Regions from separate parts of the Homo sapiens genome. Here region 2 is linked to region 1. Evidence: chromatin loops called from intact Hi-C (ENCODE). Cell type or tissue: OCI-LY7. All regions are shown on one strand. Links, peaks and the distances in the headings refer to the core of each region. The heading gives the core; the rest is flanking DNA. Region 1 has its middle 210 kb from the start of RBM26. Region 2 overlaps RBM26 (RNA binding motif protein 26).

Region 1 (8,344 bases), core at 205-8,204:
ACTAAAATGTGTACTAGCCATATAAGGAATTTTAATACTTATTACATAATGACATTAATTTATATCTTATAAGATATTCTGATAAAATTTGGGAGAGCAACCCACCAGATTTATTTCTTTCAAAGGTGTCCTGGATGCCTATGGTGGTAAATAAGTAATGATGATAATAAATAAATCCAGGAATTAAGTATTTATGTATAATACTTTACAACTTCATTTGGTGAAGCATTTTTCATGCCAACTGTATCCCCAAACAGATTACATTCAATGAAGACTTACAGTGATAAGCAATAAATACTAGCAGTGAGAGACAGACATTGAGATAAACAGGCAGCAAAAAGTGCTTTTCAGCTAAATTCTGAAAAGAAATGAAGAATTTAGGGTTGCAGAGACCCAGGAGAGATGTCACAACAGGCAGACACTTTTGGAGATAAAGTTCTCACACTCAATTTTCTTAGTGAAAGGCCTGAGGCACGAAGTACCAAAGTGTTGAACTTCTGCCTGGGTCATCTCACAGGCGGCGGGTCTTTACTGTGGGAAGAAAGAAACAATATTAAGTCTGAGAGAGGTGAATTTCAACTTCATGGGGATTATGAAGCAGGAAAATCTTTTGTAAATGGCTTTGCTTTGATCTATATGGACCAGAAGAGAACTACGTATTGGTATTTTATTGTCCATAAGCTACCCAAAAAGTGTACCTGCAGTGTTCATCACTAAAAATCAGCTGGAAATTTGATTTGCAGTCTAGAGTAAGGATTTTCAAGTTAGTTCAGGATACACTGATTTCTGATTCTTCCATGGGTTTGCCTTTGGCTCAGTCAGTTTTGACGCAATAGATGGGAGTGATTTCCTTAAATGTTAATTTGACTTTTTAGTAGCCATGTGCATAACAGAAGCACTCTGAGTAACACTATGTGTTGTGTGTGTGTTTGTATTAGTCAGTTCTCATGCTGCTAATAGAGACATATCCGAGACTAGGCAATTTATAAAGGAAAGAGGTTTAATTGACTCACAGTTCCACATGGCTGGGGAGGCCTCACAATCATGACAGAAGGCAAATGAGGAGCAATGCCACGTCTTACATGGTGGCAAGCAATAGAGCTTGTGCAGGGAATTTTCCTTTATAAAGCCATCAGATCTTGTGAGACTTATTCACTGTCATGAAAGCAGCATGAGGGTAACCACCCCCATGATTCAATTACCTCCCACAAGGTCCCTCCCATGGCACAAGGGGATTATGGGAACTACAATTCAAGATGAGATTTGCGTGGGGACACAGCCAATCCATATCAGTGTTTGAAAGACAAAGTGGTGGCATACACAGCAGCCTCTCGAGGAGGGTACTAAAATGAGTTTCTATTTCTATATCACACTGACTGAGATTGGGGAAGATAAGAGTAGGGTAAGGTGAGCAAGCTCAAAGACTGAGGAAATGTTGCTTGGTATGAGAAATTTTACTCAGATAACCTCAGGAGTGTATAAAGAAGAGTTATTGTATTCTACTCACAAAGTGTTTTTGTTGATGATGGCCTGATTGGAAGATGAATTACCACCCGCCAATGAAAGGCAACCTTACAAAACCATTTGAAACCCAACTATCTCATGTTATATTGGGTTGTGGATAGTACAGTTCAACTCCAACAGGATACCTTTGGCTATGTGGGTGCATGTTGACAGCTTTAAGGAGGGCCACTAAAGTGTCTTTCATAGTGCTAAAAGCACCTCAAAATGAGTAATTTATTTTGGAAAAGCATATTAGGAGAGAAAAAATGTTTCATCTAGAAGCACTGATATGAGGAAGAGACTAAATAAATGAATGAAGAAGTTAGTGCAGAGTAGAGACAAGCATGAATTGGTTTCACAGCTGCTTCTGATATGGCCAATAAAAAAGATAAAGAAGAAAAAGAATCAAGCAGCCAGGGAAAGGTCAGCTCCTTAAGGGCAGGCCTCCTGCCTAGCAGTACACAGTTATCCCCAGTGCCTAGAATATGGTAGGCACATGGTAATCTCACATTTTGCAGTAAAAATAAATACATATGTACAGGAGCTAAAAGTATATATTAAGAAGGAAGTTGCTTGACATTAGATAGAGTCTTGATTATTTTAGCTCCATGATAGGGGTTGTCTTTGACAAAATTTCCTCTTTTTTACAGTTGTCATCTAGGTAGCTATCTCTATTGGTGGTGTTCTTTAATAGGTGTGGGAGAGAAGCCTCAAGGGACAGAGTGATCTGAAGTTGTTACATTAAATAGGTTTCCCAGGCAAAGCAAGAAATGGCCTGGAGTCTGCTCCTGGTTACAACTTTAATCATTACATACAAGCTGGCTGTGAAAATCCATCTGAATGATGAACAAAATACTTTAATCTGGACTTCATCATGTTACTTTTGCTACTTTGGAGTTCTGAATTCATCATAAGAATGTGAAAGATTTACCTGCAATGGCAGTTCCCTCGAATTCCAGTAAATCCATGAAAGAATGTGTTGCTTCATGGAATGGATGAGAGAGGGAAAACATTCTCTCAGGGAATCAGAAATAGGAGAGATTTGGGTGGCTGGGGGTGGAAGGGCAGTTCAGGTTCCAGAAAACAGAGCTATTGGAATTTGGATGAGGGTTTTAAAACATGATAAGGCCTATCAGGAGTCATAGGTTGATAGCAATCAATGAGTAAAATGACTCCTTGTGTTTGGAAAAGAAAATCAAGCAGACTTGTGGAAGTCTGTGGTCTTGGATGCAAAAGGAAGCTAAAGCTACAATAGTCATTAAGTCAATGGAAGTGAGAAGGAACTTTTAGAAAATTTGATTAAGACAGATAAGGGACTGGATTCCAGGAATTAGGTTAAGAGAATGACAGTACCCCTCAGAATATAAGGTTTGTCTAATTATTCTGATATAAGGATTATTAGTTATAAAGACTATTCTCATCATGTAGGTGGAGGACCTGGTGCCCCAATACTACAGGCACAACAGCGTGGAGATGGTTCCTCTCTGCAGAGCCCTGCATTCAGCCGCATGCCTAGGACAGTGGAAAGTGCAGGGATGTTCTTTTGCCTGTTTACCTGTGACAAGATCATCAAGTTTCTCAGCTCAGAGGGGACACTTAGAGTGGGGGAATGGGTAAGACTTTTCTGCTATAAGTGAGGAAAAGGAAGAAATGAGGAAAATGACAGAACAATCTATTCCAGGGTCAACTCTAGTATATATTATAGGAGAATTGTATTTCTTGCAAATAAAAGCAGAGACCTTCTGATGTTTGTCTTTTACTTTAAGATAAGAGAAACTCAATTGACTCTTCCTACTCTAGATCTTAAATACACACAAGGAAGGTGTCCTGAGCGAGGCACTCATGAGAAGTTAGCTAAAGTCATTTTCAGATTTAATGATTGCAGGTGTCATAATGAGTGTGACATCTCTCTAGTTCTTTAAATAGCACTGCGGATGTTCTGTGGTTAGACTGGCTGCCCCAAATTACCCAGAAGTGAAACTGCTTTTTTGGTGATGCCTATGTCTGATCCATAACCTCCATCTTTTCTGTATCTTTTTTTTTCTCTTAAGATAACACAGCACATTTGAGGATGCTTAAAGTATTTGAGTGGTGCTACTGGCTATAATTAAGTTCTTTCAGCCTTTCCATTACAAATTCTTCTTTCCGAGGTTTAATATCTCAGAGACTTCTAATCCCACTGGGCCAAACTTAGTATAGAAGCTGTCAGCAGAAATGCAAATTTTTTTGCCCACCCCTAAATATTTCTAATCAAACAATTTTTTTCCCCTCATTACAGCAAAGGTATAAGGAAATAGGTTTCAGGCACTTTTGAAAAGCAAGAAAAAAAGTAATCTAAGCACAAAATCTGAGAAAAATGCATAAGAATGCAAAACCTGTCTAGTTTCGGGGTAGGTGGGCAAATATTGAAGACATACAGCATCAGAGAATTTTTGCCTTGTGTTTTTTAGCTAAATTCAAGATGTAACCATGAAATAAACTGACAGCATATTGTTTGTTGGTTTGAAATTTTGATTTTTTGTTTTAAGGAGAAGTCCGTGTTACTTCTGTGAAAATTTAAGATGAGCAAATAATTCCAATATACCCACATAACTTGGGCTATGGTTGAAATTTTTTTTTTATCTTTTCCTTTGTGTCTTGAAGATAATTGAATGAAAATCATTTGTAGCATTATTGGTTTATTTAAAAAGGTTTAAAAATTAAACATTTTATTTTTATTTTTTGTTGTGGTAAATAATGCATAACATGAAATTTAGCACCTTAGTCATTTCTAAGTGTACAGTTTAGTACTGTTAACTATATTCATGTTGTTGTATAGCCAATCTCCAGAACTTTTCATCTTGCAAAACTGGCACTCTGTACTTATTCTGTTTCGATGAAGTTGAGTACACATAGAAACCTCATATAAGTGAAGTCGAGCAGTATTTGTCTTTTCATGATGGGCTAATTTCAATTGGCAGGATGTCCTCAAGGTTCATTTGTGTTGTAGCATGTGTCAGAACTTCCTTCCTTTTCAAGGCTGAATATTATTAACATTTGACTTTTTGGATGCTTATTCCATATTGCCTTTTTTTATTATTAATCAAAAGATTCTATTTCTTAAGTAGAAGTTCTTGTTATGTCCTCAAATTATTTCATAATTATTAAAATCCTTCTTTTGGGGTTTTAACTTATTAGTTTAAGGGTACAGGTCTTTGAACTTGGCTTTACTGCTTAAGAGAATGAACATCTTTTTGCAGCCAGTTTTCTAGATAGTGAAAGATGGACCTTCTAAGGTCCTTGGCAGTGGTTGTTTGCCCCTAGGTCAGAGCAGTCCTAATCGTGTCTTGTCCTTGTCCCTGTTAGCACTGCTATTGCACAGCCATTCCCCATGCTGTCTCTTTGGGGGAATTTTGCTCTCCCATATCACATTTCTGACTATTCTAATCTCTTCGACACTTCTAAATGTGGGTGTCATGTTCTCATCTACCCCTAAAGCCATTTCTATTGCGTTCTGTAACCTTTCTTCTCAGTTCATCTTCTTTCTTCTGCCTCCTAGAGCCTCTCTAATATTTCTTGTTTTTTCGAGAAAAGATTAATACTTTCAAAATAGGTGAGCCTTTTTATTCTCTTTCTCATTGAACTCCTACCATCTGGTACAATTCCATCCAACTCTCCCCCCAATTTATGGAATACTTCTGGCTATCAGACTGATATGCAAAGACAATCGGACACTCCTTGCATTCTTGAGGGGATCAGAAACTAGTGGGCAGATGAATATGCAGACAATCCCAAGGCACTGTAATAGAAAAAGGGGAGAGAAGAGCCTTGTGATTTCTGTGAGGAGCACAGGTGAGGAAGAACTGCCCTATGTAGGAAAATGAGGTCAGATCTTATCAATAAGACAACATTTAAAAAATCAGTCTTAAAGAATGACTACCAGTTAGCTGGAAAAAAATACTATGTTTTTGGCCTAGTCTCTCTCCAATTATTTTATTTAGTAAAAATATTCTCTGAAATGCACAGACCCCAAATTCCATCCCACCACAAAGACACACTGGGTACAATCCGTAACTTCTCTCAGGTGCATTTGTTATTTGCCATTACCTTGATGCCACTATATTTTCTATAAGGACATTGTATTTTGAGGTCTTCTGAGTCTAAAATGTTAAAGAATCCTGAGGGATCTGAAAAGCTGAATTCTGATGAGCTAACATGTTAGAAATTGTTATTAGTCATTTACATCTAGATACAAATAAACCAAATGAAAGCAAGCTTTGATGGGGCAGGAAAGACAGCAAGAGGGTATGAGGAGCTTGGGAAAGGGATGGTTAGAGATTCACTGGTGGAAAAGTAGTGGTAAAGTGGAAGAATAGGAAGCTTGAACAAGTGATCTGATTCTCTCTAGAAAGAAGGATACACCCTGAGTATTTTATTTTAACAGTGAAAGTTTGAGGGCTTTCCATGGTGGTCTCTAATGAGTGGCTACTCTCTTTCCCACGTGGGTTCCAAGCAAGTTGAGAAATAGAGCCAAGAGTAAATATGGAATAAAAAATGTCCCTATTGCCACTAATAGAATTCAGATTGGATGACAGAGCTTAGAGTCTATTACTCTAGTGAGCTTGTTGATTTTGAACCTAGAACTGGACAGACTTGCTCCTCACTCCCACATTTTGGTGTCACTTGACTGGCATAGGCCAGATAAGTTCCCAAATTCTTCTCCAAATTTAGCAAGCACACATGCCACTCCTCTTCCCCCAGACTGCAGTGAGGAAGGGGGCAGGGAGAGGCTGGAGTGACACTAACATGTTTGTTTCATAGGAAGAAAACATAAGAAATAAAGAAGAGCAGAGCATTCCCTTCCAACAAGTTCCTCCACTTAATTTCTTCTTTTTCTAAAATGGAATTCAGTATCAGCATAGATGGCATTGCCTTTCAGTTCTTTTATCTTTAACTTTGTTTTGCCCTGTGTTTTCGGCTTTGAACTTCCTCATAAGTGTGACAAGCCTAACTCTATCCCTCTTTGATTGCAGAAGTCTCATCTTTAGTTGTTGTTGTTGTTTTTCTTATGGTGGGACCTATTTCTTGAAGCACTATACAGAAGAGGATAGGAACAAGAAGTGCTAGAGTTGTTGGTGCTATTGCCAACTTCTGCTTTGGCACCATTGAGCTCTCTGCTGTTCAGAGGTTGATTCTGTCAGGTATAATGCAGATATGCTCACATCTTAGCACAGTGAATGCGAAAGCAATGGCTTGTTTACTTGGTTTCTGCATTGCAGTGTGGCTGGAGTGTGTTGAATTATTATTGCATTTGTTTTAGGGAGTCACCTCCCTTGTTGTTCACTTCCCTCTACATAACATTTCCTCTGCGAGGTTTACTGGCACTGCAGGAACTGAAAAAATGAAGTAAATGGCTCTCTAGAGAAATCTTTCTAGGAGGTGTGAACCACCTGGAGTCTGTAAATGCTTGAAATTTGGTTCTCAACAGGAAAGAAAATCAATGTAAGATAGAAATATAATGAAAAAAACACTTTTTTCCAGTAGGTAAATTTGGATTGGTGACAATTAGGTGTTCTGATCATCAGATTTCATAATCTGGATTGATTTGTAGAGAAATTTAAAAACCATCAGTTGTTACAATGCTATGAATACGTAAGAATACCAGGAGAGGGTATTCTAATCTACATGAAAGCCAATGCCATCGATGCTAATTTGTTTTCTGTTTTGCTCATGACACAACAAAGCGGCTGAATATAGTTTTTTGCTGTTGTTGTCACTCATCTTTCAAAGGAAAGAATACTGATAGTTTCAACATCATACTTTTAAAAAGTAACTTCTGCATAGATGGTACATATTGATTAAGCACACAGAGCAGTGCCTGGCAGACAGTGAGCACTGCATGAGGACTTTGTTAAATAAGTAAAATGTTAGAGTAAATTAAACCACCTTTGCCAAAATTCACAAATGACTTAGCATTGATCATTTACAAACCAGGTGATCTTCCCTGTGTTTCATATTTTAAAGCAGCAGGGTCTCTTCTGCTACTCTCCAATAATATCAATTAATACCCTCACAAATAGCCTTCTAAAGTTATCCAAACTTAGAAACCAATGTAAATGTAAGGAAATTATAGAGAAGACTAATGAGAATTTATATATTGATTAACAAAGGATTATGGTAAGTTAACTAAAGGCAAAGTGATTTAATTAATTTGTTTTTATTTATTATTATTTTTTTGAAGACAGGGTCTGTCTCTGTTGCCAAGGCTGGAGTGCAGTGGCAATATCTCAGCTCACTGCAACCTCCACCTCCTGGGTTCAAGCCATCCTCCCACCTCAGCCTCCTAAGTAGCTAGGACCACAGATGCACACCATCATACCCAGCTATTTTTAAAAAATCTTTTGTAGAGGTGGGGTTTCACCATGTTGTCCAGGCTAGTCTTCAACTTCTAAGCTCAAGAGATCTGCCCACCTCGGCCTCCCAAAGTGCTGGGATTACAGGCATGAGTCACTGTGTCTGGCTGTAATTTAATTTATAAACAAAAAATGTCACTGTTAATTCTAGAAAGAGTCAGTTATAACATTACTTACATTTGTCAAATTCAAGAATGGAAGAGAACAATGTATGTTGCTGTCCTGTGATAGATTTCTCTGTGGAAATCAGTCCCACCACTTTGGGTCCATGGGCTATATGAAACAAATGAACCAAAGGCCTTAGAACCTTGAGGTTTGGCTAATTTGCCCATATTTATACAATGTATAGAGGTTGTTTCTACTCTGTGTAAGGTTCTATACTAGTAATCTTATAAACAAAGACCAATATAAGGAGAGAGGAGATGGTTTGTAGTCTACTGTGTTTTGTG
Region 2 (8,344 bases), core at 196-8,195, 130 kb before region 1:
TCAATAGATGCATAGTATTTCAAGATGAAAGTACAAGAATAAATAAGGTAATTGAGACATTCAGATATAACTGAAAAGTGAGAAGTTTTCCTCAGGAAAAATATTGAAGCATTTTAAAGACCATCAGTATAAGCAGAACACTGTTAGCTTTAGGTTAAGATGGTTTATGGTTTGACTCTGCCTTGTTACCTAGAAGATGGTTCCTATTACCTTATTTTCTATTTTTTTGTCTATCACCATGCCAAAGTACTAAAGTTGGATAAGTACTCAGACAAGAGTAAAGCAGTCGTCTCTTCCATGACTGATTTGAATATTATCTTTTCTGCACTGAATTGTTACTGTACCTTTGTAGGAGCCCAAGATCCTGTTCAGAATAGGAATAATTAAGTTGCTGTTTTAGAAGAATCAGAACAAAAATGAAACCTATAGTCCCAAACTCACAGAGGTACAATTTTTTTTTTTTTTTGAGGCGGAGTCTCGCTGTGTTGCCCAGGCTGGAGTGCAGTGGTGTGATCTCAGCTCACTGCAAGCTCCGCCTCTCTTGGCTTCATGCCATTCTCCTGCCTCAGCCTCCCGAGTAGCTGGGACTAGAGGTGCCTGCCACCACGCCCAGTTAATTTTTTTTTTTTTTTTTTTTGTATTTTTAGTAGAGACAGGGTTTCACCATGTTAGCCAGGATGGTCTCGATCTCCTGACCTCGTGATCCACCTGCCTCAGCATCCCAAAGTGCTGGGGTTACAGGCATGAGCCACTGTGCCTGGCTGCGAGGTACAATTTTTTATATCAAAAGGAAAGAGGGGCCAGGCGCAGTGGCTCACACCTGTAATCCCACCACTTTGGGAGGCCAAGTGGGGTGGATCTCTTGAGTCCAGGAGTTCGAGACCAGCCTGGGCAACATGGAGAAACCCCATCTCTACCAAAAAATCAGCCAGGTGTGGTGGCGTGCACCTGCAGTCCCAGCTGTTTGCGAGGCTAAGGTGGGAGGATCACCTGAGCCCAGGAGGCAGAGGTTGCAGCGAGCTGAGATCATGCCACTGTGCTTCAGCCTGGGCGACAGAGCCAGACCCTATCTTAGCAAAAAATAGGGGGAAAGAGAATCATGTTTTACTAAATGGATTCAACCAAAAGAAGTCAAATTATGTGCATAGCAGAGTGTGTGTGTGTATGTGTGTGTGTTTTTACTGATACTTAATAGTTATTAAGTGCTGCTATGTGATGGGCACTGTGCTACCAGAATTAGTAACTTGAGGTCTGAAGCTTGTGGGAAAGTAGCCATGTGCATTGAACTCAAGAGTTAAAGAATTGGAAGTCTTTCTTTGTAACTTCTAAAAATTAGATTTTGCATGTTTTTAAAAATGTGTGGTCATATATATTATATAATTATATGTATTTGTGTTCATAACTCGTGCTTTAACATTCTATAACATTACAAATATTACTAAACTTGCTTTTAGCCTTCTTTTATATATTAGTTATATTATCGTTACTAAAAACGTAAGGAACCATAGGATTGCAGTTTACTTTTCGGTAATTATCTGTATTTCAAGTCAGTTTTCTCTGTAGTTTTTGCAAAACACTGTTTCTGCAAGAGATCCCCTAACAAAAGATTCTCTTGTCAGATAAGTTTGTGAAAGGCTGCATTTTTATATTCCATTTAGAACTGTAGTCTAAATGGACTAAGTCCAGAGGTAAACAAACCTGTTTAATTTTGTTTCACCCAACATTTTTCCAAACTTAATTGTTTCCAGAACATTTTCCACGTAAGATGTGGAATCCACAATTACTTTTCATAGTTTTTTCCTCCTTTGTTAGATCTTTAACCTTTGTGCTTTCTGTTATGTATATGCCATTCCTTAATTTGCTGTAAGCTTTGAATGAATGTGTGTAAGAATAAATAGTCAAAAGACTAGAGACAAGCCTCTGAATAAACTATTTCAGCTTTAAAACTCAAATTTTGTGTACATTTTATAGTATAGAAATTAGAATTATAAAATGTATTCACATATGCACATCATTGAGCTTCAACAGTTATCGACTTAGGGCCAATCTTATTTCATCTATATTTCACTCGCTACAACTTGCCCACTCCTTATTTTGGAGCTATTCACAGTCACTGTATCATTTCATCTGTAAACATTTTAGATGATAGAACCTTAAATGATGGAACCAGTTTCTAGAGGTTTGATTCCTTCCTTTTTCATTTAGGTTTTAACGTAGGTTGGCTCTTCGAATGATAGAGCCTTAAAAAAATACAGTACTACTATCACACCTAAAAATTATATTCCTAAATATCAAATATCCAGTCAGGGTTGACATTTGTCTAATTTCTTGTAAATTTACTTTTTAAAAATAAGGATCTAGATAAGGTTCATATTTTGATATAGCTTGATTGGTGTTATGCAGTCATAAATTCATATATAAACATTTTATGGGTACAAATCCATTGCTCTCAGTTATTAATGTTGAAGTTATTCCATCTTTGGCCAGGAGACTACAGGTTGGCTCCTGAGTGCTTTTGACAGGATCCTAGTGGTTCTGTTCCTTCTGGTATGAGAAGGTGTTCTAGGTTCATTTTAAACACTGTCTCTTCCAGACCTGGAATTGACCCTTTCTCTAAGGAGCTTTGGTTTATTTATTAGGCAAAGATATTTAGACACTACAGTTTGGGTACTAGGGGTACGCATTACTATTAAGTATGTTACCATCACTAATCCTTTTCAGTTGTCAGAACTGGGAGTGAAAAAAAAACATACATATATATATATGTATATGCACATATATACACATGTATAAAGAAATTTAGAGCTCATACTGATACTTTGCATTTAATTTGGGGCTATAAAGTTTTTAATACATACACATATATACACACATACAAGTAGATAGGTAAAGATAAATTCAGAATTCACTCTGATACTTGTTAATTCTAGACTCTATGGTTTTTACTTAATCTCATGGGTCTTAATGTCTCTACATTTTTCCACCTTTCTCACTGACACCAACATGTGGGTGAACGGATATGTACGTTTAAATTTTTAATGAAAATTGCCCACCATAAAGGTTATACTTATTTGCCCACCAAAGATGTATGAGAATGCTTTTTCCCTACACTCTTGCCATAGTGTGTACGCTACATAGTGGTTTTACTACTTTTCTTATTAAAAAAAAAAATCCATAGGTATGTAGTTTGTCCTCATTTTTATCGGAGTGGGGTATCAGTTTTATCTTCAGTTTATCAAACTGAAATAGAAACTCATTTAGGTTTTAATTCACTTTTCTGATTGTAGTTGAGCCATTTTCATGTTTAATTAAATGCTGTCTGTTTTTATTGTTTGTTTTTATGTCTATCAACTGTTAATGTCATTTGCCCATTCTATTATTTTGCTGAGTAGTCTTTTTTTTTTTTTTTTTTTTTTTTACTTAATGCAGGGGCTCTTTGTATATTTGGAAATTAGCTCATAGCTTATATTTTTATGAATTTTCATTTATGCTGTATTTTCCACAATAATAGTTAATTGTCCAGTTAATCTTTTTTTATAGTTTGAAAGGCTTTCACCAATCTGAGATAAGAAACATTTTCCCTTGTTTTTTCTAATACTCTTAATATTAATAGGCTTTTTTTTTTCTTTGAAGACTTCACATTCATTTTTTTAAAAATTTACGTGGAACTTATTTGGTCTAAGGAGTGAAATAGGAAGCCTGTTGGGTTCATTAGTTAAATCTAGTTTTTCCAGGCTTATGTGAAATATATAAATTTCTGATATGTTTATTTGGGTGTGTTCCAGACTCTTCCATTGATGAGTTCTCTCTTCATGTGCCTGTTTCTCACTGTTTTAATTAAACTAGCTTTCTAAACTCAGTAGTTTGTCAGGGCAGTTTGGATTCCCTCTCACACCCAATTATTACTCACTTTCAGAATCTTGCTGGTATGTTTTAGGTGTTTATTTTCGATGTAAACTTTTGAATAAACTTAGTTTCAAAAAGATAGACTAAGTTATGGGAGAATGAACATAATAATACTAAATTTTCCTCAAATGCTAAGTCTTCCTCTAAAACCTCATTGTCTTTCAAGTTCTTCAGTACTTTTTACATTGTAAGAGCATTTTAATTTTTTTTAACATAGCCAGTATATATTACTAGTGTTAAGGTTTTCTTTTTTAAAAATTAATTTAATTTTTAGATTCAGGGAGTACACATGCACGTTTGTTAATGAGTATATTGCATACTGGTAGGGTTTGGGGTTCTAGTATACCCATTACCCAAATAGTGAACATTGTACCCATTAGGTAATTTTTCAACCCTCATCTGTCTCCCACCCTTCCTGCTTATGGTTTCTTTATATAGACAACATACATTGCTTATAAATTTCCCCATAATAATTCATCTTTTTATTGCTATTTTAAATGAGATCTTTTGTTCCATAATATTTTCTATTGGTTCTTCATATGTAGGAAGACTGTTCATCTTTTTTTATTAAATGTGTAACTGCCATCTTATCAAACTATTTGATGGTTTTAATTTTGCTCTCTTGGGTTTTTTGGGTTTTCATTCAATTTATCTTTGGTTAAACATAGTTTTACCTCTCACATTTCTACACTTATACTACTTTCTGTTATTTCATCGTTTACCTTTAGAAAAATGTTAAAAACATCGATAATAATAGTGACTGACTTTTTTGCAGAATGAAAATGCTTCTAGTATTTTCAGTATTATGTGTGATGCTGGCTTTTTGTCTTAAGGTAGAATACAAATGACTCTGTTTCATTAAGATTTTTGATCAGAAATGGATTTTTTTTTTTTTTTTTTGAGACAGGTTCTCATTCTGTCACCCAGGCTAGAGTGCAGTGGTCTGATCACAGCTCACTGCAGCCTTGACTTCCTGAGCTCAGGTGATCCTCCCACCTCAGTCTCCCAAGTAGCTGGGACTATAGGCACACGCCGCCACAGTTGGCTAATTTTTGTATTTTTTGTAGAGATGGGGTCTCACCATGTTGTCCAGGCTGGTCTTGAACTCCTGAGCTCAACCAATCTGCCTGTCTCAGCCTCACAAAGTGCTAGAATTACAGGTTTCTGTCACTACGCCCAGGCTAGAAATGGATTTTTATAATGCTTTTTGATGTTTGTATAACAATGACTTTTTTTTTTTCTTTTTCACCTTATTTCATTGCACTGCTTCTAATCATTCTCTTCTGGTTTAAATCCCATAGTACTGTATTTTTAAAAATCACTAAAGTCTCTTCTTTTTCTTTCTATTTCTCTTTTTACTTTTTAAAATGATTTTCAAAAGTAAGATTGGTTTGTAAATTTTGGGAGGGATATTTTTGTCAGGTATCTCTATTACCTGTCATTGGAAAGTTTCCATTATTCTTTGCTTTCTGAGATAATTTAAGTTGCTTTGGAAATATGTTTTTTAAAATTTTAATAGAATTCATTTGTGAAACTATCAGTATCTAATGATTAAATGTGTCTTTTTACAGGCTGTTTTGTAGAAATGATTTGTTTAAGTTTATCTTTGCTGGCTTTAGTTTGGTACTTTGGTAGTTTTTTCAAAAATTATCTTTTTAATCTAGATTATCAGCTACATTTGCATTGGGAAGCAAATTTTATCTTCATCTGATACTATTTCCCCCCCTTTCATATTTTGTGGATTTTTACATTTAGGTCCACTTTCACCTTTTTGACCACTACGTCCTAGCCCAAGTAGGCATCCTGTAGAGCACATTTAAACATGGTGTTCCTTAACATTTTATAAATGGCTATACAGTTCACTTTTAAAAATATATTTTAATGGAATTTTAAAGTACATGCATAACTCTTGAAGCACTGCCATAGCATACTTTAAAAAGTTATTTGCATTAATTATTCGTACTGTTTAAAAGCAGTACAAAGCAGATAATGTAGTACAATACAGTTCAGAAATAGACCTAAGTTTATACAATCATGTGCCACTTAAGAGGGATATGACCTGAAAAATGTGTTGTTAGACAATTTCATTGTTGTGTACACATCACAGAGTGTATTTACACAAACATAAATGATATAACCTACTACACACCTACACTCTATGGTATATAGCCCGTTGGTCTTAGGCTACGAAACTCTGGCATTGTGTTAACTATACTGAATACTGAGGCACTTGTAACACAATGGTAAGTATTTGTGTAGGCAAACATATCTAAACATAGAAAAGGTACAGTAAAAATAGGGTATAAAAGATAAAACATGGTATACCTGTATGGGGTACCTACCATGAATGGCATTTGCAGGACTGGAAATTGCTCTGGGTGAGTTAGTGAGTGAATGTAAAGGCCTAGAACATTACCATCGTATTTTATAAACTCGTACTTTAGACCTTATAAACACTGTACACTTAGGCTATACTAAGTTTATAAGAACATTTTATCTTTCTTTAATAATAAATTAACCTTAGTTTGCTCTAGCTTTTACTTTTAAACTTTACAATTTTTAAAAACTTTTTGACTCTTGTAACGCCACTTAGCATAAAACAGACACGTTGCACAGCTGTACAAAAATACTTTCTTTATATCCTTATTCAATAAGCTTTTGTCTATTTTTAACATTTTTTTATGTTTTACTTTTTAAACTTTTAATTAAAAACTAAGACACAAACACATACATTAGTCTATGTCTAAACATGGTCAGAATCATCAGTATCACCGTTTTCTACCTTTACGTCTTGTCCCACTGGAAAGTCTTGAGGGGCAGTAACACACACACAGCTGTCATAGGCAATGTGTGTATTATAGGCTGAGGCCTACGATAACAGTTCCTTCTTCTGAAATACCTCCTGAGGAAACTGCCTGAGGCTGTTTTATAATTAACTTAAAAAAAATTAGAGTACACTCTAAAATAATGATAAAGAGTATAGTATAGTAAATATGTAAACTAGTAACAGTCGTTTGCCACCATATTCAAGTATTATGCTGTACATAATTGTGCGTGCCATACTTTTATATGACTGGACTGGCAGCACAATCGGTTTGTTTACACCAGTATCACCATGTGAGTAATGTATTATGATAGTTATAAGGTCACTAAGCAATAGGAATTTTTCAGGTTTATTAAAATCTTAGGGGACCACTTTTGTATATAGTCATTGTTGACCAAAACATTGTTCTGTGGTGGCTGACTTTATGAGGATTTTAATGGATCACAAAGGAGTTGTTTTAAATCAAGGAATAAAACAAGTTATTCAGTAAATGATGTTGGGGCAATTGACTAGCTATTTGGAAAAAAGACAGCATTATGTCTTTTTTAAATATCCAAATAAATTAAATTGGATGAATTTTTTTTCTTTTTTTAATACATAAAACATTTAATACATGCTACAAAATTCTTTTTTTTAAATAGTAAAATCCTAGGGATTTAAAAAAAATAGTCTTAATATTGAGAGGGCTTTTTAAGGTATGGCACGATATTCATAAAGGAAAATATTGGTAAATTCCAGTACATGAAAAATTTAAAACTTGTTGATGACAAAAACAAAAGAACAACAACAACCCCTTTCTCTCCAATAAAAGGTGCATCATAAAATCAAAATCCAATCGGGGAAAATATTTTGCCCAAAATATCACCAAACTTCATTCAATTAGAAAAATACAAGCAGGCCAGATTGTGAAAAAAGTCAAACATTTCACTTCTAATAGAAAGTCACACAAGATGTACAAATACACAAGATTGTTCATATCTGTAGAAATTGCTTTAATTATGCTAAATATATAATATATATGGCCATTCAAGAAAAGTGACATTTATTGGTATGGACATCGAGAGATATTTATGAAAAGAATTGGGTTAATAATTTAACCATGAAGTTATAAACTAGTATGTTTCCGTATACATACCATACATATTTATATACAGAAGTTCTTTCAGTATGTGTGTAGAAAAATATATGTAGGATTTAACTCCGAATTCCTCACAGAATAGTGGTTATCTCTTAGGGCTAGGGATAATCATGGACTGCTTTTTTACATTACGTGGCCTGAAATTTTGAATCTTTGTAAAAAGTGAAATGGGTGGGTTACAGAAGGAATTGTTTAAACTTTAAAGATTTTATGTTGCAATTACCTGAAATATTGGTTTCTTGAACTTTTCTAATATAAAACAATAGTTTTATCAAAATGAAAGTAATTATGGAATATGTTTCTTATAACATCAGAAGTTCTTAGTTTTCCTGAGTAAATTTACATCTTTACAAAGCAAAAACTCAGTTCTTTCAAAAATTTACACAGCCTAATTCTCAAGTTTGTAATGGAGCAATGTTAATAAAAAGTTTGTAAATCATTTTGTAATTAAAGTTGAAACTTTAGAAAGTTGTAGC

The links. A loop is a pair of places that touch in the nucleus more often than their neighbours do. Peaks named below come from ENCODE experiments on the same cell type or tissue, not always from the same donor. Only the 100,000 strongest peaks of a DNase experiment are listed, where the experiment ranks them.
Region 2: a loop joins it to region 1, with 2.3 times the contacts of the local background. A loop is called at or near these places in 1 of 110 quality-filtered maps.

Annotation. Positions count from the first base shown.
Region 1 is chr13:79,189,585-79,197,928 of GRCh38, reverse strand. No RefSeq gene overlaps it. Among named protein-coding and RNA genes, the nearest start is that of RBM26, 210 kb to the left of the region's middle. RefSeq lists enhancers at 1-18, 2,892-3,011, 3,272-3,491, 3,602-3,691 and a silencer at 6,877-6,986. In OCI-LY7, for the core only: no CTCF peak of the experiment used is centred there; DNase peaks (open chromatin) are centred at 2,988, 3,428 and 6,878; H3K4me3 peaks cover 1,905 bases; H3K27ac peaks cover 1,118 bases.
Region 2 is chr13:79,323,758-79,332,101 of GRCh38, reverse strand. The region is part of intron 20 of RBM26 (RNA binding motif protein 26); the gene reads left to right. Among named protein-coding and RNA genes, the nearest start is that of RBM26, 78 kb to the left of the region's middle. RefSeq lists enhancers at 430-930, 931-1,431. In OCI-LY7, for the core only: no CTCF peak of the experiment used is centred there; no DNase peak of the experiment used is centred there.